Regions from separate parts of the Homo sapiens genome. Here region 2 is linked to region 1. A link is an interaction called in ENCODE POLR2A ChIA-PET data of the cell type or tissue named here. Cell type or tissue: Panc1. All regions are shown on one strand. Each heading gives the region's core, and the rest is flanking DNA. Links, peaks and the distances in the headings are about the cores only. Region 1 overlaps LINC01768 (long intergenic non-protein coding RNA 1768). Region 2 has its middle 15 kb from the start of GSTM4.

What was found. ChIA-PET counts read pairs that join two places held together with the same protein. Peaks named below come from ENCODE experiments on the same cell type or tissue, not always from the same donor. Only the 100,000 strongest peaks of a DNase experiment are listed, where the experiment ranks them.
Region 2: POLR2A ChIA-PET joins it to region 1 with 13 read pairs; 2 of 35 experiments call an interaction of 5 or more read pairs at or near these places.

What each region holds. Positions count from the first base shown.
Region 1 is chr1:109,878,037-109,889,977 of GRCh38, reverse strand. All of the region lies in intron 4 of LINC01768 (long intergenic non-protein coding RNA 1768), which reads right to left. Among named protein-coding and RNA genes, the nearest start is that of CSF1, 27 kb to the left of the region's middle. RefSeq lists a cis regulatory region at 417-841 and enhancers at 7,447-8,286, 8,287-9,127, 9,231-9,731. In Panc1, for the core only: no CTCF peak of the experiment used is centred there; no DNase peak of the experiment used is centred there; H3K27ac peaks cover 4,387 bases.
Region 2 is chr1:109,635,406-109,647,346 of GRCh38, reverse strand. No RefSeq gene overlaps it. Among named protein-coding and RNA genes, the nearest start is that of GSTM4, 15 kb to the left of the region's middle. RefSeq lists enhancers at 2,418-3,291, 3,666-3,960. In Panc1, for the core only: CTCF peaks have their summits at 3,636 and 3,842 (motif pointing left); no DNase peak of the experiment used is centred there; H3K4me3 peaks cover 260 bases; H3K27ac peaks cover 867 bases.

The DNA of each region.
Region 1 (11,941 bases), core at 4,633-9,632:
TCTGCAGGAGAAGGCCACAGTAGCAAGCTGGCCAGGTCCTCCAACACTGTGACCACCAAGCTTGGCTGGGTCCTCAGTGCTGCCTGCCATACATATTCTAGTCCTGGAAAAACCACCCTGGTAGACCGTATCCCTGTCCTCAAACTTTCCACATACTTACTTCCATCTGAATTCTCAGCAGATGTTATCTCCTACTCCTTTCAAAGATAAGACAGAAGCCAGCCAGGTGTGGTGGCTCATGCCTGTAATCCCAGCACTTTGGGAGGCTGAGGCAGGTGGATCACCTGAGGTCAAGAGTTCAAGACCAGCCTGACCAATATGGTGAAACCTTGTCTCTACTAAAAATACAAAAAAAAAATTATCTTGGGGTGGCGGCAGACGGCTGTAGTCCCAGCTACTTGGGGAGGCTGAGGCAGGAGAATCACTTGAACCCAGGAGGTGGAGGTTGTAGTCAGCCAAGATCGCGCCACTGCACTCCAGCCTGGGTGACAGAGGGAGACTCCATCTCAAAAAAAAAAAAAAGACAGAAGCCTTGAGGCAGTGAGTCTTCAGCCATCCTGCAGCTTCTCTTATCTACCGGCTGCACAGGTCCTCTCCACTTTGCCTCCTGGTTTAATGGAAGGCATACACTCTTCTATCTAATTTGCCCTCTTAGCTTCTGGATCCCAACCCTTGCTGCCATCTCAGGGACCTTGCCTATCCCCTCTTTTCCTTTATCTTCAGCTTCTCCCTCTTTACTCTCAGCTCCCCATCATTTAAACACATTCAAGTCTCTAATGTGAAATCGGGCCCTCCCTTGATTCTATCTCTTCCTCCAATGATTACCCTCTTCTTCCTAGGAAAACATCTCAAACACTTTCCATTTACGCCTCAACTCACTGTGATAGATTTTTCCTCCCTCACAAAATATAAATAAACTGCACCCAAACTACTAATGACCTTCTCCATACATTCAGTGAACAGTTTTAGCCCTCGCATGTTTGATTTTTCCACTGAGGGTCACTTCTTCTTTCTCCTACCCTTGGCTTCCATTACACTTTCCTGTTTGTCCTCCTCTACCCAAACCCTAAATATTGGACTTACTGTGACTGCCCTAGACCTGTCTCCTCTGTTTATTGCCCCTAAGCCACCCCCTGCACTCCTAATGCTTCAAGTGCTGCTCTAGGCTGGAAACTATGGAGGACACCTCTCTTCTAGACCCCTCCTGATCTTCAGATCCATGGGTTCAATTGCCTGTAGGGTTGACAGATTTAGCGAATAAAAACACAGGATGCCCAGTTAAATTTAATTTCAGATAAACAATGGATGCTTTTTTAGTATGAATATGCCCAATGCAATAGGACAGATTTATACTAAAACATTATTTGTCATTTATCTAAAATTCAGACGTAACTGGGCATCCGTATTTGATCTGGCAACCCTGCGTGACTTGACACCTTTATTCGAGACCCCCCCAACAGCAGCCCCACTCAGTATATCCACAGCTGACTTCCCAGGAAACAAACTCAACCATCCAGTGCGTTGTACAAATGAAAAACGGTAGGTTGACTTTGACTCCTCTGTTCTTCTTTAGCTCCCAAATCCTCTAAAATATCCCTAAAATCTGACCTCTTCTCTCCAGCAACAGCCATCATCCTAGTCAAGGCCACCCCATTTTTTACCTGCCACAGCAAGCTTGCTGGTCTCTAGTACGTGATTGCCACAAACAGCCCAATGGTCTTATTTAAATTCATATTTTATCATGGCTGTCACTGGTTTAAATTCTGAAATCCGAAACCCTTACCAGGGTCCCGACGCCCTGCCTTACCAGGGTCCCGACGCCCTGCCTAACGCGGCCCTTGCTCACCTCTCCCTCCTGTTTCTGGCCCATTCTTCCCCTTTCTCAATGCTCCACAGCCACATCGAGCTTCTTTCAGTTCCTCGAAAGTGCTGCTCTGGCCTTGGGTCTTCCCGCATGCTGGTCCCTCTGCCTGGAACAATCCTCTTCTCCTCTCCCTCTTTTCCTCTTAGCTAATGATAATCCTTTAGGTCTCAGGCCCTGTCCTTTGCTCTCCCTCCATCCTATTTTTCCCTTGTGGATCACTTGTCACCCTCTAATGGCCTGGCCAACGCCTGGTTCTCTGTTAGACTGTGAGCACCACAAAAGCAGGACTTTGTCTTCTCTATTGGATCCTGAGCCCCTGGCATAGTCCCTGGCACAGACAAGGAGCTCAATTAATGCTTCAAGGATAAATAAGGGAGTAGCTTTTCTCCCCATTCACCCTTGGATGTCCCCTCTTACCTTCCTGTGAGCTCTCAGTGCAGAGCATTCATCAAAACTGAACATTTTCAAATAGATTTAGAATTTACACACCACGATGTGCCTAAGTGGGGGTGTCAATCCTCCCGGCCCAACACCAATCACTCAGCCAGGGTTATCTGAATCCTGAACGTCAACAGGAATGAGCAGAAGGCAGAGTGGCCAGAGACAAGAGGGAGGGCTGGCAGCCTCCTGTGGGGAGATGGTGGGGCTGATGCTGGTGAGTGGAAGTGAAGGTACAGAAACCCAGGCAGCTTCATTTCCAGGCCTCGCTACTGAAGTGCGGCCTCCAGCAAGGCTGTCCCAAGTCCCACGGAAGACTCCTGAACAATGGGTGTGTTGAGCTTGGGGATTGTGGAGGGCATTCAGCAGGCTGTTACGAAGGAGGGCCTAGAATTGAAGGACGATCAGGCTGAAGGTGTAGATTTAGGATTCACTAACAAGCAAGTGACCATCAGAGCTGTGTGAGTGGTGAGCATCCCTAGGGAGATCATGGGGATGTCCAAGCAGAAGGTACTATTGATAAAACTTTGGGACACCTGATGTAAGGGGCTTAGGAAGAAGAGTAAACTAAACCAGAAATGGGGAAAGAGGAACTACAGCCCTCGAGGGAGAACCATGAAGGTGCAAAGGCCGGAAGCCAAGGGGGTAACTTTTAAAGAAGTGAAGCTTGAGCAACATGGTCAGCTGCCCCAGAGAGGGTGAACGCTGAGAAGTGGCTCCCAGGGTTGGAAAACAGGACGTCAGACATGATCTTTGAAAAGAAAAATTAGCTCATCTCTCCGGTCCCAGCTCCTTCTACCTTCCCTCTGATAGCCCCTCTGTGGGAAGGGGCAACACTTCCTCTCCCTGCCCATTTCTACAAGTGGAAGAACTGTTTCTGATTTGGGGAATGGTCAGAAAGAGAAACAAAGTAAATTCCATTCAAGCAAGGTCACGGCTTATATGTCCAGTTTCCAGAACCTGGGACTGTGATGAGGAAGGCAGGGGTCTGGTCCCCAACCTTCGCAGGCTTACAGGTTAATGGGGTCTCTAGCCATTGCTGCTGCTCAGTCCTGCCCTTTTCAGACCGGGGTTCTTCCTGGTTGACCCCCTGGGTCCTGAGAGGGCTCCTGCAGGCTACATCCTTCTCTGTGCCTTCTCTTGCCGTCACTCCTCTTCTGCCTGGAGTTTGCCTCCCACCTCTTGCTGCTCTGATCCCCAGATCCTGCCTGCAGAGACGGCCCCCAGTCTCCAATTCATTCCACCTCCCAGGACAAGCCTACAACATCCTTTACTGACATCTCCTTCAGGGAAACAAACAGCAAAACAAGCAGAACATGCCCACCCCAGATGGGGAGTTATGAAGCCTGACACCCATCCAAAGCTCCTGCAGCTAGATGTGGCTCTTGGCTCTGATCCTGACCCCTCCTGGGGGCCTCAATGGATTCTGACCCATGGATTTGTTCCTGAGGGTAAGGCCCCCTTCTTTTCTCCACCATAACGCAAGTGGCCCCCTCACCTCCAGCAGGTGAGGTATTTTCCCATAGGAGGTATTTTCTCCTAAAAGGAAGCAGGACAGATTAATCTTTTATAATAATATTTTGTAAATATCACTTTATTATAACACTTTCATGCTCAAAGCCTGTGGCCTGGAAGCTGGGGGAGGTGGCAGGGGGCTTCTTCACTGGTGCTTCAGTCCCTCAGGGTAGGCTCAGGGGGGAAAGTGCTTTCCTTTGGGAGGAGAGTCCACCTGTTTCTCTGCCTCAGTGCTCCCAGGACACCCTCCTGGGCTCCCAGCACAGGAGCAATGAGAGTTTGGACAGGGAGGAGAGAGTGTCAGGAAGTAAAGAATGAGCTTAGAAGACCTTTCTGTCCTGCTGTGGCTCCTGCGTGGCCAACTCCAGATTGCACAAGATTAGGTATCAACTCAGCAGCTGAGTGCTCAAGGCCCTTCTGAATGTCTGGCCCCAATCCATTGCCCAGGGTTCAGGAGGCTTGAGTTCCAACACTCCTGCCAATAACTTCCATGTACCTCGGGCAAGTTCTTTTTTCTCTAGCGTTAGACTCCTTAAGATTACATGGCCCATTCCCACTTTGTCATCCTACAACTCGATGAGTTTGCCTTTCTCCTTTCCTTCATGGCACAAATGTCCTGCTCCAGCCTGATCCATTTTCCTATGCCTTCTAAACACTCTAGACCACCAGGACAGATAGGCTGATTCTCACTCATCAGTTTTGATTGATTGGTGATGGCTGCAGTAAGTTAGAGGGAAACAGTACATCGACAATGTCTGTCAAGGACAGGAGATAGAAGGGGGCTGGCACGTGTGCCATATATTTGTCCATGTCTTACAGCCCTCCACCCTTGGACTCAGGCAATTTCCCCCGCCTGGAATGCTCTCCCTTCTTCTCCACCTGTCCACATTCTTTCAAGGTTCAGATTCTTCAAGAAGCTGGGGTATCTCCCAGCACTCAGAAGTATCTTTCTCCCCTGAACTTTTTAAAGGTAGTGACTTTTGAGGCACATGTGGTTTGTTTCTAGTTTTTAGAGATTGTGAATAGAACCGCTATAAACAAACAAAGTAAATAATAAACAAAGCAAAACAAAGAAGGCCATGATGCTTCTGCTCATTGGACTTTGACTGCAAGCCACCCGGTGGTGTTAAGCTTGTTCTGGTGAGGGTCTGTGTCACTGTCCCTAACAAGACAGTGAACTTGTAGGCAGCAAGGCCTGGCCTGCCCCCGCTGTCTCTCACTGATGTAGGCTGGAGCTAGGCACGGAGCAGGCACTCAGAAGGGTTCACTGACTAGAAAACTTGTGTATACACAAGAAGGACCCCAGAGTCTGATCCTGGCCCCTAGAGACTAACAGTTGGGCTGCCCAAGCTCAATCAACAGAGCAGGTAAGGTCCAACGGGCTTAGTCAGGCGTGAGACCTAGAGCCGGTTTCCCTAGAAGTTGGTTTCAAAACTGGGGAGGAGCTGTTGGATGAGAGGAGGTGGGGAAGTTCCAGCTGTGGGGAAAGTGTGAAGGCTCAGAAGTGGGAACCAAAGAATCTGCTCTGGGAAAGTCATTAGAGAGGTGTTCTAACGCTTTCCCTTCTTCCTGCAGGAAGAATGCATGTTGCATTTTGCCAAGTTGCTCTCAGCTTTTTCCTGCCTGTATGCCATCTTTCTGCAAACTACCAGCGCTGGCCGCCTCGCACAGCGATAATCAGCCTGTCAGTCAATAAACTGAAGATGTTGGTGGTGTGCTGGGGTTGGTGGCCAGCAGTGAGAGCCCTGAGAGTTATAAATTCAAGATGAGAATTGAGATGTTGCCAAGGCTTCACAGAGTCCCTGATTTACTAGGAAATTGTTCCCTAGCCTTGACTGCTGGCCCTGTTATGCAAGGGACTTTGTGTGGGCTGGGGGGATGGTTGAAGGAAAGACAAAAAATAAAAGACCAGAAGCCAGTGTTTAGGCACAGTGGATAGGACATTCCCTACCCCACTGCATTTGGTCACCTATGGTCTGCTATTTAACCTGTCTTAACCATGTTCTGATTTGCATGTGCTTGCTTACTTTCTCCAACTATTTTACAGACCCCTTGAAGGCAGACACTGGCTCATATTTCTGGTGTCTTCCTCCCCCACCCCATTCTAGGCCTCTAGCACCACGCTGGGCTCATGGGAAAGCCGATTGATTAACTGGCTGAATGTGGAGGAGGAGGGGTTAATTAATCCTAGAAAGAAGGCCTCCCAGAGAAGTCCTCCATGCCTGCTCCCTGAGGACCATGAACCTCCCCTAGTCACCCTCTGCCAGCCCAGGCCCTCCTGAGCCTGGTTCTGACACTGTGGGCTCTAGACTGGGCCTTCCTCCTTCAGCCTCTGGGGACAGGTTGCTGGCCTGCAGTTCTGAATATTTCAGTTGGCTCCATGCGTAGGGCCTGCTCCAAGGCCAATCTGAATGAATTTGGCCACCTCCCTGTTTTACAAGTCCCGTTCCTAAACTGGAGCCTACAAACATCTCCCTGCCTTCCTGCACAACGTGTGGCTCTGTTCCCTCAGAGAGAAAACAGTCTGAACCGTCCTGAGCCCATTTCCTTTCCAGGTTTTGCTAGTCTCTTCTCTCGTTGAGGAAGGATGTGCTGGGCCCCAGCCCTGGGTGTGCATGGGGCAGCAACCTGGGCAGCAGTTAGAGAACAGCAAAGGAGGGTCTCCACTCTCCTGAAGCTCCCAGCCCACTGCGGGGACCAGAACATAAGGATCATTGCGAAACCCGTCGAGGCCATGTTTGCTTGATAAGCACCACATGTGTGGAGAGAGAGCTCATCCCAGCCCAGCTTTGGCTCTCCTGGGTGGGCTGGGGTCTGGGGGGAACCCACAGAAAAAATGGGAAGAGAATGCTTCCAAGAGCATGGAGAGCCAGCTCAGCTACTCACCAGCTGTGTGACTTTGGGCAAATTACCTAACATCTCAGGAGTTAGGTTCTTTATCCACACACCAAGATTCCCTGATATTCTAGGATTCTGATGGGGCATGGCACAGAGCTGCAGCCTTGTTGCTACAAGGCTTTGAGAACTCACTGAGCTTGAGGCAGAGGTCCAGACCAGCAGGGAGGGGCCTGGGGCCTGTGATCCTAAGCACAGCTTCTCATGACTGCTAGGTGAGAGGGGTCACACCTGAGAGACTATGGGGCCAGAACCGAATCCTTGAGTCTGGAGATCAGGTGCCTCAGGCCTGGGCTTCAACGCACCCCTGTCCCTGCTTCCCTGGGTCCATGGCTGCAGTGAGCAAGAAAAAAAGAACCCTAGATGGGGGGCGGGGCAGAAGCCACATCAGCACCAACCAGGGCAAACAAAGATGAACTGTCTTCTAGGCTTGAGGTTGTTCATTTGCAAACAACAGTATTTGAGTTGCCACTGTTCCCCGCCTGCCAGGCCAACAGAGGCTGTCTGTGCGTCCGCCCTGCCCCCGTCTCGGGCTCCGTCTCTGGCCTCCACCGGGGCCTTCTGCACGTGCGAGTCCCTTGGTTCTCTGCAGCGGCTCTCAGACACAGGATCTGAGGAGAGGCAGCATCTAGACAAGGGATCAGTGCTGGTTAGAAGGGAGTTTAGAAGGGGGACATTCTGGTGGTGGGGATACCCAGCAGCATGGTAAGTGGAGAAGGTGTGTGCCTGTCACACCCCAGATAGCTGAACTCTGACCACAGCTCAGTGTCCCCCTCCCACCCCAAACCTCAAGGCCAAGGCACAGAGGTGGCCTTTGTCAGTACCCATCAGTCCTGGAAATCTAGGGCTCCAAGAACCTCTGAATTGGCCTCTTGAGATCCTGAAGCCTTGACCCCAGGACAGGCTGATGTTTTGATAATGTCAGGGGCAGGCTCTATGCAACGCATTCCTCCATGAGGTCGACAACCCCTTTCTAGCAGTTCCTTCCTCTGGGATAAGCACTGTCTTATAGGACCTCATCATGCAGGCAGCTGCATGAGTCCCAACAACCAAACAAGCCAGGAGAAACTGGCTCAAAAGCTGGGTAGGCGTACAGGGCCTGGAGAAAGGGGAGACACTCCAGGGGTAGGGGCTCAGCAGCTGGGCCAATGAAGACATCCAGTCCCCCGCTGGCTGAAAGTGAGCCCTGGGAGACAGGTCCGGAGCTTTGGAGCAGCAGCTGAGGAGTGGGATTAGGAGAGAGTACATCTAAGAATATCAGTGGAGATAGATGTCACCCCATTCAGCCGCAGGACCACCTCCTGAGAAGAGGGATGCCCTTTCTTTGCTCACATGCCTAGTCCTTGTCTGCTGTCTGTTCAAAAGGATGGGGGAGTCAGAAAAATTCCAAAGATATGTCGGCACAACTCCCCCACTTCCCACCCTAAGGCGTCAGCCTTCCCTGCTGGCTTCTGCACATCCCGGGCCTGGCTGGGAGTCTCCAGCGAGGGCGAGACCTCTGGTAAGAAAGCCGGCTTGACCCGGAATTGTTCCTCAGCAGACTCATCGCTCAGACAGGAGGAGGTGCAGAGGAGCCTGAGCTACGGGTGCCAGAGACATCAAAGACCTGGGGCCCTGGGAGCCTTGAAGTCAGATAGCCAAGGGTACAATCAGGTTCCCCCAGCTGTGTGGCCTCTTAACCTCTCTGAACTTAGTTTTGTCCTGACCTCACAGTTATGAGAATTAAAGCAGGCAGTGTGTGTGAGAGCGCCTGGCACAGAGCAAGTGCTTATTCATTTTTAAAGTCTCCTCCCTGTGACTCGGGCAGGTGGCAGGGCTATATCCCCAACTCCTCAGCACGACCTGGATGGCCCAGAAAGCCATCCAGGAACCCCTAGCCTGGGCTCAGTGCTGAGTCAGCTCTTAGCAGCCTGGTGCTAAAACTTTGGCCCAGGACCAGGTCCTGGGTGGGCAGAGGTCAGAGCCCTGAACACCACCGTGCTGTGTTCGTCATGCTGTGCTGTGGATGTCCCCCTCCCCCACCGCCACACACAAGCATTGCCCCAATGTCTGAGCAAATCAGTTTCAAATCCTCGATCCCACGCATTTCTCCTCTAAACTGGGAATATGGCGGTCTAGAAGAGCAAAATAAATCCTGTGGGTGGGAGAGCAGTGCCTCCAGCTTAGGCGTGGGGGTGGTGGGCAGGGTAGCTGACTGTATTTATAAGAATCCCAAATTTTTATTGCTACATCTGCTGAGCCTGCCTGTGTTCCCTCCACCTGTTGCCCCTGACTCACGGCCCACCCATCTGCCCAAGGCCTCTGAGGAAGTCCCCAGACATCCTAGTCCTGGCCACCCCTCTACCTAATTTCAGATATCCAAATAAGGAGTTTTAAAAGTGCCTCTGAGAGAAACCTCAGGATGTATACAACATCAGGCCATGAGAGCTTTGCAGTTTTGAGGCAGCTTGCTGTAGGGTAAAAAGGGAGTGAGGTGCAAGTCCAGGCAAGGTCAGGTGAGGCGAGGGAACTGGTGTCCCAAGTCCCGGGGACAGTTTATACACATTTGCTTGGTGGGGTCAGACCAGCCTGTGGCATCTGAGCCTCACCACTTAACGTGCTAGGTGACCTTGGTCAGCTAGTTACCCTCTCTGAGCTGAAGGGACAAGTTCCTACTTGTGGGGTTGTGAGGATTGAATGGGATCAGGGTGTAAAGTGGTTGACCCAGGCCCTGGCCCAGAGTCTGCAGTCAGAAGCTAGAATAACACAAATTATCTAAGCTAATGGCAACTCCATCTTTCCACCATCTCAAGCCAAAAACCATGGAATCATCCCTGACTCCTCTCTCTCTCACATCCCACACCAAAACCATCAGCAAAAGCTGTCATCTCTCCCAATGGCCAGGACCCCACCTGCTCTCACCGTCTCCTATTGCTCTGCCCGGGTCCACACCACCATTATCCCTCACCTGGGTTATGGCTGTGGTGTCCTGGCGTGCCTCCCAATGACCCCTCGGTCTTTTCTCAGCATAGCAGCCAGAGGGATCAGGCTCTCCATGGCTCTCTATTTCACCCAAGTTCATGCAATGGCCAGGAAGGCAGCTCGTGATCTGCCGCTTGTGCTAACCGCCCTGACCTCTACTCCCACCACTCTCCCCTGGCTCCTCTGCCCCAGCCTCTCTGCCCTCCTGAATCTTAGCACAGAGACATAGGCTCCCCTTGCCAGGGGCGCACGCCCCTGATACCCTGCAACTCAATCACCCCTTTCCTATGAGGCCTACTTTGACCGCTCCCTGGCCCTAGCCCAGATCCCCCTCATTCCTTTACCTACTTCACAGGTCCTTTTTTTTTTTTTTTTTTTTAGATGGAGTTTTGCTCTTGTTGCCCAGGCTGGAGTGCAGTGGAGCAGTCTTGGCTCACTGCAACCTCTGTCTCCCGGGTTCAAGCCATTCTCCTGCCTCAGCCTCCCAAGTAGCTGGGATTACAGGCACCCACCACCATGCCTGGCTAACTTTTTGTATTTTTAAGTAGAGACAGGGTTTCATCATATTGGCCAGGCTGGTCTTGAACTCCTGGCCTCAGGTGATCCACCCGCCTCGGCCTCCCAAGTGTTGGGATTACAGGTGTGAGCCACCATGCCCGGCCTACTTCACAAGTCGTTTTGCCCACAGCACTTAGCACATTCTAGCCTCCCATGTAATCTGCTGATTTAATCTGTGTTTTGTACCCTGATGTATCCTAGACACTTCGAACTCAAAAAATATTTGTGTGTGAGTGATATAATCTCACAACAATCCTATGAGGTGGTTAAGTCAGCCTACTCATTTTAATGACAGAAACCCCAAGTTTTCCATGCTTAAGCTGTGATTCTCTCCGAGTGTCTGGGGTCAGGGTCAGGGTGACATTGAAAACAATGGCCCCCAGGACTGCCCAGCCCCCTCCCCTTTATGATTCCCCCACCCAGCATGCTGGCCACTTGAAACACTCTGGCACATGCTGAGATGCAAACCTATTCCTTTGGCTCCCCTCTGCACAGCTGAGGCCAACTAGAACTTTCCTGAGTTTTTCCTACTTCCCACTAAGGGAGGAAATCAGGGAAATTAACACAGAGAACATAAGAATCATAAAAACTGTCTGGCTTACAAAGTGAAGGCTTCTTACAAAGCAGAGGGGACTGCTTTGTTTCCAGTACCTTCTGAGGTGGCTGTGTTCCTACCTCAGGACCCTGGCATGACTCTCTAGGTGCCTGGCCTGTGTCTTCCACTTCCCAGGACCCAACTCCCACCTGCTACCTGCCTCCCACATTCCCCATCCTGCCCGTGGAGCTAGAAAGCTCACCCTGCCATTTCCTCATCATGACTAGAGAAGCTCACTTCTCTGGGACAGTTCTCTCTTCTGTAAAATGGGAAGGGTAGTGCTGGTGGGAGGTACAGATGAAATAACAGTGTGACGGGCTTTGGGAACTTTCAAACCTTACGCAAAGCTAAGATAAAGTGGAGGTGTGCAGGTGGGGTCAGGACCTGCCCCGGAGCCAGGAATTCTGACACAGTGGGTATCTGCAAAATATCCCGTTGCCGGGGCAGGACCCCTTGCCTGGTCAGGACCCCTTGCCTGCGAACTTGCAATTTGATCACAGACAAAGGAGATTTGCTTTCAGTTGAACAGTGACACTTTGGTCTCCCACTTACCTCGTTGTAGATGAGGCAGAAATTGGAGGACCTGGAACACAGAGGGAAAATGAGGCCAACAGTGGGGCCATGCTTGGAGGTACCCCCAAATCTGGTACAGGATCCCAGAGGAATTTCTGGGTGCAGTGGTGCACCCCTGTAGTTCCAGCTACTCAGGAGGCTGCAGTGGGAGGATCACTTGAGCCAAGAATTCCAAGTCCAGCATGGGCAACATAGTGAGACCTGTCTCTTAAGAAGAGAAAATCCCCAGGAGGTCATGTCCTGGCAAGAGCCCCTTAAGAGGCAGAAGCCTTATACTTTCTTAAGAATCTTTGCTTGGCATAGTGCAATCCATAAAGCACCTACTATATGTCAAGCACTGCAGATGGTATTGGGGATACAGCAGTGAACAAAATGGACTCCTGCCCTCATGGTGCATACCGTCTGTGGTCAAGACAGACATTTAGCACATACACAAATAATTATTATTTTATTATTATTTGTGTATTTGCTTAACAAATAATTATTTTTAATAACAGAGGCAAGGACTTAGATGGAGAGGTATAGGGTGCCATGAGAATGTA
Region 2 (11,941 bases), core at 293-5,292, 240 kb after region 1:
CACACACAAAAAAAAACTTAGAATGAATAAACAAATTCCATAAAGTTGCAGGATACAAGATCAACATACAAAAGTTAGTTATGTTTTGGTACACTAACAACAAAGTATCCAAAAGAAAATTACAAAAAACAATCCCATTTGCAATAGCACCAAGAAGAATAAAATACTTAGGAATAAACTCAACCAAGGAGATGAAAGACTTGTATGTAACACTGATGAAAGAAATCAAAGAAAACTACATAATATTGATGAAAGAAATCAAAGAAGACACAAGTAAATGGAAAAACATCCCATGTTTATAGATTGAAAGATCTAATAATGTTTAAATGTTCACGCTACTTTGATCTACAGATTCAATGTAATCCCTATCAAAATCTAATGGCATTTTTTTTTTTTTTTTGAGACAAAGTCTCACTCTCTTGCCCAGGCTGGAGTGCAGTGGTGCGATCTCAGCTCACTGCAACCTCTGCCTCCTGGGTTCAAGCAGTTCTCCTGCCTCAGCCTCCCGAGTAGCTGGGATTACAGGCACCCGCCACCATGCCTGCCTAATTTTTATATTTTTAGTAGAGACGGGGTTTTACCATGTTGGCCAGGCTGGTCTCGAACTCCTGACCTCAGGTGATCCACCCATCTTGGCTTCCCAAAGTGCTGGGATGACAGGCATGAGCCACCACACCCAGCCTCTAATGGCATTTTTTTACAGAAATAGGAAAAAATAATCCTAAAATTCATATGGAACCACAAAAGATCCCAAATAACCAACACAATCTTGAGAAAGAAGAACAAAGCTGGAGGCATCAACTTCCTGATTCCAAAATATATTACAAAGCTATAGTAATTAAAACAGTATGGTACTGTCATATAAACAGACACAAGGACCAATGGAACAGAACAGACAGCCCAGAAATAACCTAAGTGTATATAATCAACTGATCTTCAACAGGGTGCCAAGAATACACAATGGACAAACGATGGCCTCTTTAACAAATGGTTTTGGGAAAACTGAATATGGACATACAAAAGAATAAAATTGGACCCCTGTCTTACACCACACTCAAAAATGAGCTCACAATGGATTAAAGATTTAAATATAACACCTAAACCTATAAGACTCCTAGAAGAAAACATAGGAGAAAGTCTTCATGACATTGGTCTAAGCGATGATTTCTTTTATATATCAAAAGCACAGGCAACAAAAGCAAAAATAGACGAATGGAACCACATCAAACTAAAAACCTTCTGCACAGCAAAAGAAACAACAGTGAAAAGGCAGTCTATGGAATTGGAGAAAATATTTGCAAACCACATATCTGAGAAGAGGTTAGCTAACATCCAAAATACATATAGAACTCCCACAACTCAATAGCAAAAATTACTTTAAAGCTTTTAACTATAGCCTTAAAATATAATTGAATAAAATATGTGTATATTAAATGTATTTTGAATAAACTGTAGTAACTTTTCTAAATAAACAGAAAATCATACCTTATTCTGTACACATACCTGTATCTCTCTGCATTAGTGTATCCAGTACAATTAACCATCTACTCTCATTATTATATTTAATTAGAGTAACCAATCTTCTTGTTTTCTCAAAAAAAAAAAAAAAAAAAAAGCCCCGAGAAAAGAAAGTTTAAAACTGTCCAGCTAAGACTGGCCACGGTGCCACCATGCCCAGCCCAGTACTGATATTTTCTGAGATTTGATCTCACACTTGGCTGCGGGGCTTTTACCTAATTCCTTTGAGAACAATCCTGCCTCTGCTACCTTTGGCCAGCTATTGGAAGGGGCATCCAGCTCTCTGCCAGCCACCTCACCCTACTCAGACAGGGGGCCCAACTCCACCTCAAACCAGGAGAAGTGGAAAAGAGTCTTTTTTCCTGCTGTTCGTCTGAAGGTGCAGGTCATCCCTAAGTGCACGTGGCAGTCCAGGTCTCCCCTGTGCCCTGGAACATCCTTCTCCCTGGCCTCTGCTCCTGGGTGTCTTGAGAAACATAACTTCTTGATCACCAATTTAAGTATGACAGTGGGGTTTAGAAAAAAGCTATGTTCCCTTTAAAGAAGGGGCTTATTTGCTTTTGCTAATAATCCCAGCCAATACTTACTGAGTGTCTATGACTTGTCTACTATATATACCTCCTCACCAAATTCTCAAAACATCTCTTTGAATTATTTCTTTCTTCCCTCATTTTATGGATGAGAAAACTGAGGCTCAGGAAAATTAAGTAACTTGCCCAAGGACACACAGCTAGCAAGTCACCAAGTTGTATCTGACCAGTCCAGTCAACCCCAAGACCTGGGTCTACCCAGGACACCACACTGCCTACAAAACGCTGCAGGGTGAAACCACAGGATCCAAAGAGCCAACAACAATCCAAGACTTTCCAGACACCGTGGGGGCTGATAGTAGACAAACTTGGCCCTAGGCCAAGAGGCCCTCACGTGCCAAGCACTGTAGGCATTTCTTAGAATTCTTTGTGTCTTTTGTTTTCATTATCAGCAAGAAATGCTACTTCACAAGGCTGGAATATTTCGTGTAATGTGATCCTATAAACACACGCTAAGCGGGGAGTAAACAAGGCAGCAGACATGCCGGAGAGAGACCTGAGCCCGAATGCGTGGGAAAGCTTCAGAGCAGTGCACCGGGGAACACAAACATCATTGGCTGCAAAAAAGGTCCCTGTAATGACCTTTGTCATTTGGGGTTTACTGTTGCTGTTTCCCTAAATACAAAGAAAGTGCACAAAGAGGCCAGGCGCAGTGGCTCACGCCTGTAATTCCAGCACTTTGGGAGGCCGAGGCGGGTGGATCACGAGGTCAGGAGATCGAGACCATCCTGGCTAACACGGTGAAACCCCGTCTCTAAAAATACAAAAAATTAGCTGGGCGTGGTGGCGGGCGCCTGTAGTCCCAGCTACTCGGGAGGCTGAGGCAGGAGAATGGCGTGAACCCGGGAGGCGGAGCTTGCAGTGATCCGAGGTGGCGCCACTGCACTCCAGCCTGGGCGACAGAGCGAGACTCCGTCTCAAAAAAAAAAAAAAAGACAAAGAAAAAGCAAAGAAAAGAAAGCAAGTGCACAAAGAGAGAATGAGGTCAAGTGGGGGAGGCAATGAGTTCAATCTGGCAGGAATGCACAGCAGGTTATAAAGATGGCCCCAGAACACGGGAGCTGGGCCATGGATGCATGCAGGGGTTTGACCTGGGGTTGGGGGGACAAGCAGGAATCTCCAGGTAGCAATCTTGGTGGTGGTGGGGTTCTGGCAGCTCTGCCTGTGGTGCAGCATCAGGGGTTAAGGACGTCCTCCAGAGGAGCGGCGAGGGAAACTAGGGGTGTCAGTAGACGATCTGGGATTCCAGGCCGCCTCCAGCCTGGCTGAGAACTGCCGGATCAAACAGAAAGCAGAGGTGATGCTTTCTCATTCAGACGGGGCTGGGTGGGAAGGAAAGGCTGTGGCTTTATGGCACACACAAAGTGTGTGGGGTCAGGACATACCGCAGATCCCCAGCTCCCTGAACCCTCCGCCTGCCTCTCCCGCGCTGGCCCAGCCCCGCAGGCAGAGGCACGAGCCATTGATGCAGTATTTGAAGGTGGCTGAACCCAAGCAGGAGGTGCAGCCTCTACCCGAGAGGGGGTGCAGGCAGAAGAGTGGGAGAGAAGCCTGGAGGTCTCCTGTGGCCAACGGGCCCCATGCCTGCCCCTCAGCAGCATGGGATGACTGGCGAACCCCAGCCGACCCCACATTTACTAGACTCCACGGCTACCGGTAGGGTTACAAGTTTAAGTGACTCTGAGGCCTAAACCTCCGCCCGATTTCTGGGGAGAGTCCAGCAGCGCGCCCTGGTGGCCAACCGTGCACCTCCCAGGTAGGGAAAGGCCCGCGGGGTCCCTCCTGCCTGCGGGATCCTCAGGCCAGTCCCGCGGGCGCTGCTCTGCTCTCAGCGCTACCCACCTGCAAGGGGCACGGCTCTGACCACAGTAGAGGGACAGCCCGTTAGGCGCCACCTCGCAGCTACAGCTCTTTGGGCTTTTCGGTTCTTTGAGCAGGAACTTAAGCCACATTCCCCAGGGACCAAGAAAGAGTTTTGGAGCACCCTTGGTGCAACCCCAGAAAGTAGCATTCGGAGAACATTGGCCACCCTTTATTCAATAGCTGAATGGTGGCTACTTTGCGCCTATTATTTTATTTCTTACCACCTCTCCATGAAATAAGTAGTGTTATTAGCCTCTTTTTACTATTAAGAACACTGAGGTTGGTTTTTTTCTTTTTTTTACATTGAAGTGAAATTCACATAATATAAAATGAACAATTTTAGAGTGAACAATTCCGTGGCAATTAGTACATTCACAATGTTGGGCAGCCACCACCTCTATCCAGTTTCAAAATATTTTTATCACCCCCAAAAGACACCCATACCCATTAAGCAGTTGCTTCCCATCACCCCACTTCCCCAGCCTCTGGAAACCACCAATCTGTATATGTCTCTACAGATTTACTTATTCTGGGTATTTCACATAAATACAGTCATACAGCACGTGATCTTTGTGTCTTGTCTGGCTTGTATTGCTCAGCATAATGTTTTCCAGGTTCATCCACTGAATGGAAGAATCAGTACTTTATCCCTTTTATGGCTGAATGATATTTCATTATATGGATATAACACATGTTGTTTATCCATTTATTTGTTGATGCACATTTGGACTATTTTCACCTTTCGGCTATTGTGAACATTACTGCTGTACACATGAGTGTGTGTGTGTGTGTGTGTGTGTGTGTGTATAATTTTTATTTATTTATTTTTTGAGACAGAGTCTCACTCTGTCACCCAGGCTGGAGTGCAGTGGCACAATCTCGGCTCACTGCAACCTCCGCCTCAGGGGTTCAAGCGATTCTCCTGCCTCAGCCTCCTAAGTAGCTGGGATTACAGGCATGTAATCCGGCTAATTTTGTATTGTTTTAGTAGAGACAGGGTTTCACCATGTTGGTCAGGCTGGTCTCGAACTCCTGACCTCAGGTGATCCACCTGCCTCGGCCTCCCAAAGTGCTGGGATTACAGGCATGAGCCACCATGCCCAGAGAGTGTACATATATTTTTGAAGTGCCAGTTTTCACTTCTTTGGGGAATATACCTGGGAGGGGAATTGCTGGGTCATGTGGTAATTGTATTCTAACATTTTGGGGAACCATCAAACTGTTTTTCATAGTGGCTGCACAACTGTACATTTCCACGTGCAATTATGAGGGTTCCAATTTCCCCACATCCTTGCAACACTGATTTTCCATTCTTGTCTTATTGTAGTCATCCTAGTGGGTGTAAAGTTGCGCTGAGGCTTATGTGGATAGGGTGGGTGAGACTGAGAAACCCAAGGCCTACAGCTTGGATAGAAAAGTGCTTTCTGCAGACCTGTCCCTCTCTATTGGCCCCACCACCTCCCCTCTAGTAGCCCATGCCAACCCCAACCCTAACTCCATAAGAGGCCAGCAAATCTTCTTTTCTATCCCGTGCCACGTGGCGAGCTCGGTCATCCTCTTTAAGCCAAATCTCCTCAGTCAGAGGGCCATCATTTTGTCTCTCACCTTAATACCAAGAACCTAACCTTGGAGCCCCAAGTGTCCTTCCTGGGCTCTGCTATGGCCCTGTGTCCTTACCCAAGATCAGCAGGTTCCCAGGGCTAAGCACACACGGGGAACAATTATTGGACTAAGTGCCATGGGACAAGCTTCTTGTGCCAGCAGAGCCTCTCTCTCTCTCTTTGAGGGAGGCAAGGAGATCCTCTGGTTTCCATCTCAGGGAGGCACTGGTCTGAGAGTGAAGGGCAGTGCCATCCTCTTCTACCGTGGGCCTTTGGAGCACTGACCCCACACCAGAGCAGGATGGGAAGATGCCCCCAACACAGTCCCCAAATGCCTTCCTCCTTCCTGCTCCTCCATGCAGGCTCTCCCCATCCATCTGGTCAAAGCCAATCTCCTCCTTGGAGACTTATCCAAGTGCCCCAGACCCTAGAGCTTCCTCCATGTCCTGACTACCCACAGCCCATGTAATCTTCTGCCAGGGCTCTTAGCAAGGAGCTTTATCTCCTGGGGTGTGACCAGTCTATGAGGCTGACAATTAGGCCTTCCTCAAAGCTCTGAAGGTTACTGGAAAATCCACTCAGAGATGAAATAAACACCCCCAGAAAGGCCAGGCATGGTGGCTCATGCCTGTAATCCCAGCACTTTGGGAGACCAAGGTGTGTGGATTGCTTGAAGCCAGGAGTTTGAGACCAGCCTGGGCAATATAGTGAGACCTCATCTCTATAAAAAGTACAAAAATTAGCTGGGTGTGGTGGTGTGCGCCTATAATCCCAGCTACCCGGGAGGCTGAGGTGGGAGGATTGCTTAAGCCCGAAGGTGGAGGTTGCAGTGAGCCAAGATCATGCCAGCCTGGGCTATAGAGCAAGACCCGGTCTTGAAAAACAAAAACAAAACACGCCTGCAGACATCATCTAGAAATTCAGAGGCATTCCACATGAAGAGCAGGAGTCTGGAAACCCCATTAGGTTTTGCCGATGTAAAAGAAGATATGGCCTAACCACACATGGCCCACATTATCTGGAGGAAAAATGTGGTCACGAGATAATGTGGGTGGTGTGGGGGCTTAGGACAGGACAGGCAAAAAGCCAGTGTGTGCATGTGGCTCCAGCCTTGCCCTGCAGAAACGGGGTCCACCTCAGCTAGTGGCAGTGCAGCTCTCCTAGTAGGGATCCTGGCATGAGCCTAAGCCATAGCTCTCACTGGAGGGGTCATACATGAGCTAGCCTGCCCACCAGGCTGGTGAGTGGGGCCCCAAGTGTGCCCGCTGCAGAGTTAGTGGGCATGGGTGCCTAGAGAGGGTGCCCCAGCCCATCCATTCCCAGAACCCAGCCTCAGGCAGAAGCTGTTCTCAGGAGGTACCGCCACCCTGTGGACCAGTTGGGTACTGCACAAGGACTACCAGCCAAAGGGCAAGCAGGAGCTGAAACCCAGCCTACACTCTGCTCACCCAAAAACTCAGGCTGCACAGCTGCAGTCACCTGGAGGGAGAGACACTCTACCAAAATATGCCCTTCGTTCTTTGAGCTTTCAGGGGTATATCTGCCCAGGAGGCTCACCTTTTCCTAACTCACACAAAGGTGGCATGAGGATGTTTCAGCTCTGGGTTTGTGCGTGACCCCAGGGCTCAAGCAGCCCAGCAGGGTATCTGGTGCACAGGGAGAGGACGTGACAGAGGGAAAGGAGAGAGCCGTGCACTGGGCTTCTTCAGGGTGGGGCTCTGGCCGGCCACTCTGGGGACACTGAGGCATGAATATGCACACTCCCATGGCAACCCGAGGTGATTGGCAGCTCTGTGGGCACTGAGAAGTATTCAGCTGCAGGACACAACTGGGTGGAGTGGGGGCTGCTGGAGCTTCAGTTGATTTACAGACTCATGTAGGATGCTGCCTGGAACGTTCAGACCTGGATAGGTGACATCCTCCAAGAGTAGGCACAAGAACTAGTGGCATCAGTGAGAATGCAGCTACACGTGCACCCTCAGGCTGTGGGCACTCCAGAGACCCCCAGCCAGGCTGACACAGATGTCAGGTGGGTTACATGCTGCGCGAGAGCCTCTGGGTGATCAGAGACTGCAAGCCAGCCTGTGCTCTGCTGGCCAAGCTGTGCTCCCCATCAGGAGGCTGTGTCTACCCAAGGAAGGGACATCTTTTTCTAAACCCACAAAGGCACTTTCTGGGCAGAAGGGCTCTGCTCAAGTGCACATGGGTGCAGAGGAGAAGGAGGCCCAGGGCTGACCCAGACTCTTCGAAACCCTGGTTCCAATATATTGCTCATCAAGCCACTTCTGGTTGACTTTTTAAAAAAAATCCTGTGCTTGTTGTTTTCAGTCTTTATTGTAAGCTGATAAGTAGCTTATCAGCTCCTGTGTGCTGGGTTAGAGGGAGTTGGTTTCTATGGGCAGTCACATTTGCATGAGGGAACGGAGTGAGGGCCTGACCAGTGGCCTCCTGAACACCAGCTGCTGGTCCATCTTGCATCTGTCCACCCAGGGCTTTCGATGAACACCATGGAGAAGCCTCTCCTCCTCTCGCCCCTCCTCCTTCCACCTTGCCCCAGCACCTGCTTCTCTCCCAACCAACTTCCATCCTGACTCCAGGCTCTGAGGAAAGAGCTGCAAGGAAAGGCGAGGCACCTGCAGCAGGTATTGGCCTCCTGGCCTGCTGGGGAGAAGGAAGAGGTGGGTAGAGAGAGGGAGGCAGCGAGGAAGCCATCAGGAAGGCAGGAGGACCAGCTAGGAGCAGGCTCACCCACGCTACGAGGCAAGGAATATTCCCCAACAAGGGAGCAGTTGGTGGGCCGCTGGGTATTGTCCCAGGTTCCCCTGCTACCCTGTGACAAAACCCGAAGGCCGCTTATCTCAGCCGTATCCTGGCTGGATGTCGCTGTGTCTCAGCTGATGTGAGATTCAGATGCTCTGAGACAGCCTGGTCATGCAGGATTCTGGAGGTTGCCAGTCCACTGGAGAAGATACGCCATAATGGCTCCACTTGGAATCTGGAGTCAGATGGGCCTGGGGCTGAGTCCTGGCTCTACCTGATGACCGCTGAGTGACCAGAGCTGATTACTTAATTTCTTTGTGCATTAGGATAACCATCTGTGAAATACGGATAACGCTAATACATACTACACAGTGCTGCTGTGAGGGTTTAAAAAGAACAGTTATTCAGGGAAAGAAATGAGATAAATGGGAGTTAGCTGATGGGGCCAGGAGTAGAAGAGCAGGAGCAGGGGCGAAAGAGGCTGAGATGAGGGTGGGGCGCCAAGCCTCCACAGCTGCCCAGGAGGTGCACTGGGATTCAGAGCCAGCAGGGGCTCTCCCAGAGGGTGCGCAGGCCCAAGGTGGTAGGAAAAGTGAGAGGAGGGAGCTCAGCGGAGTTAAACAGACACACATGAGGCCAGGCGCAGTGGCTCATGCCTGTAATCCCAGCACTTTGGGAGGCCAAGGCGGGCGAATCACCTGAGGTCAGGAGTTCGAGACCAGCCTGGCCAACATGGTGAAACCCCATCTCTACTAAAAATACAAAAATTAGCCAAGCGTGGTGGTGGGCACCTGTAATCCCAGCTACTTTGGGAGGCTGAAGCAGGAGAATCGCTTGAACCCAGGAGGCAGAGGTTGCAGTGAGCCGAGATCATGCCACCGCACTCCAGCCTGGGCGACAAGAGCGAGACTCCGTCTCAAAAAATAAAAACATAAATAAATAAATAAATAAATAAACAAACACATGGGCACTTGCCTTTGAAAGTCTTGGCCAGGCACGGTGGCTCACGCCTGTAATCTCAGCACTTTGGGAGGCTGAGGCAGGCAGATCACCTGAGGTTGGGAGTTCGAGACCAGCCTGACCAACAGGGAGAAACCCATGTCTACTAAAAATACAAAATTAACTGAGCGTGGTGGCGCATGCCTGTAATCCCAGCTACTTGGGAGGCTGAGGCAGGAGAATCGCTTGAACCCGGGAGGCAGAGGTTGCGGTGAGCAGAGATCGCGCCATTGCCCTCCAGCCTGGGCAACAAGAGTAAAACTCTATCTCAAAAATAAATAAATAAATAAAAAACCAGTCTTAGTGACCCCATCAAGGCCCAGGCCTCACACCCTGTTCCACCCTCGCCATCCCCACCTCAGCTTCACGGTCACCTGGAGCCATCCTCCCACCCCCAATTAGCCCCCTGGCCAGGCTCTGACTCAAATCTCCAGCAGGTCCCAAAGGGAGCTCAAAATAAGAGCACTGGGCTGGGAGTCCAGCACCAGGTCCTCACTCCACTCTCCACCTCCTATCCCTGTGACCAGGCAAAGTATGGGACTCTCTGACTTTCAGTACCATTATCCATTATGGACTTGTAACATTTTATAACTTTTGTTTAGCTCACACCTGGTTCCAAAAGGATTTGAGGCTGCTGGGAGGAATAATCACACTCTTGACCAACTCAAAAGGCTGTTGCAAAAACCAAATGTGGAAAATTATAAAGCACAAAGCAAGCATGGTATTATTGCTATTTTCTCCAAAAAGGAATTAGCCCACCCTTCTCTGTCCCCGCAGTGGAGTTTCTGACCTAGCTCCATAGTTGTTCAAGTCCCCTGTCGTTGAACTCTGCCTTATAAACAGCATTTAATCTCCATAGCAAACCAATACACGTGGACCCCGATATCCTCATTTGATAGATCAGAGAACTAAAGCTCAGAGTTCCTAGAAATTTTCAGGATCTTATGGCTAATAAGTGACAGCTGTGCCGTGGGATAGAGCCCGGGGATCACAAACCCAGTACCTCTCTGGCAGTGTATGGACTGGGATGGGTATAAGGTAACCGGGAGGGGTCAGGCTAATAGCCGCCTCAGAGCATTCACATTCTCGATCTCATATCAGGCTGTGCCAGCCAATCACAATCCTGTGGCCACCTCTGCCACCTCTGTCTTAACTACTGGTCTTAGCAGCCTCCCCACAAAAGCTCCTCTCCACCCACACTGCCACCAGCCAGGTCCTTGTCAATCACACCCGGGATGTGGCAGGAGCCTCCTCCATGACCCTTCTGCCTCTAGACTCACCCGCACTGATCCTTCTGCTCATCAGAGCCTGACCCTGTCCCTTCCCTGAGCACCCCACCCCTAGAGGGACCCCCTCAACCAGACACGTACCCCAGGGACCATGATAGAGTAGGAGGAACAAAGACTTTGCAGCCTGACAGTTCTGGGGTCAAATCCCAGCTCTGGCACTCATTAGCTGAGTCATCCTGGATAAGTTACATAACCTCCCGAACCTCATTCTCCCTGTTGACGCGAGGGAATATGGTGATAGATATCATGCAGAGTTCTAGGAGCTGGAAGTACATTCACACTTACAAAGAGTTCAGCCCAATGCCAGGTGCTCATAGGTATTTTACCCCACCATGGCAAATGCGTAGTAGACACACCAGCATACCCCAGCAGTAGCTTGGGACCCTGGTGGGAATGGATTGGTAGCCACTCCCCTTTGCATATCTCCTCCAGGCCTGGGAAGTCAGGGAGGAGGGCTGACTTGCCCAGCTAATAAACAGAACACTCAGGTTTAAACCCAGGTCAGTCTCTCATCTGCAAAGGGGAGACAGAAATTCCAGCTGTGCATATCTGTTGCACAGATTCAGAGAAGATGCCAGTGGCAGCAGTAGCTGCTCCAAATCTGCCCAGACTATTTAGGGAGGCAGGAGAGTTGAAGGTGACGGCAAGACCAAAATCTGAGCCAACCCCCCTGGCCCAGAGTGGGACTGCGGGGCTGAGCCATTTTAAGTAAGTCCTTTATAGACCCTGCATCTGATTCTTGGAGGCCCCACACTCACTTGCATTTAAAATGCACCCACACCCCCTCATTAAATATAACTGCTTTGCTTTAAAGGGGTTTTTATAAATTTGCTTTTGAAATTACTTGACTATGAGTAACTCATTTAATTTACTATTGGCTATGCTTTCTCTTTAATCATATTGCATATTCTGGAACTCTTGTCAAAAATCCAACTTACAAATTGTTTTCAAATATAATGGCATGTGACTTAACAAATATTGAAGTTGACATGCTACTTTCTGAAGGCATTTCATTAAACATTTGTCAATTTCAACTTTTTTTTTTTTCCATATTTTGCAGCCCTCAGAGGTTTTCTTTCAGCTCTCCCATGTTGCCAGGGGGTGGGGGTGACATTGAGGGTCTGCCGGGAGAAGACAGGTATGCGCACAAAAGCAAGGCACTTAGATCGCCCCCATTTCTAGACTTGCAGGCTGCCTGCTTCAGGCCCAGCTGCGGAAACCACCCACCCCAGGTTGCCCAGGGCATCCTAATTTGGGCAGTTTCACTCTCATTTTGAAAATATAGTGATTTCTCAAACATTGGATTAAACCTGAGTTAAGG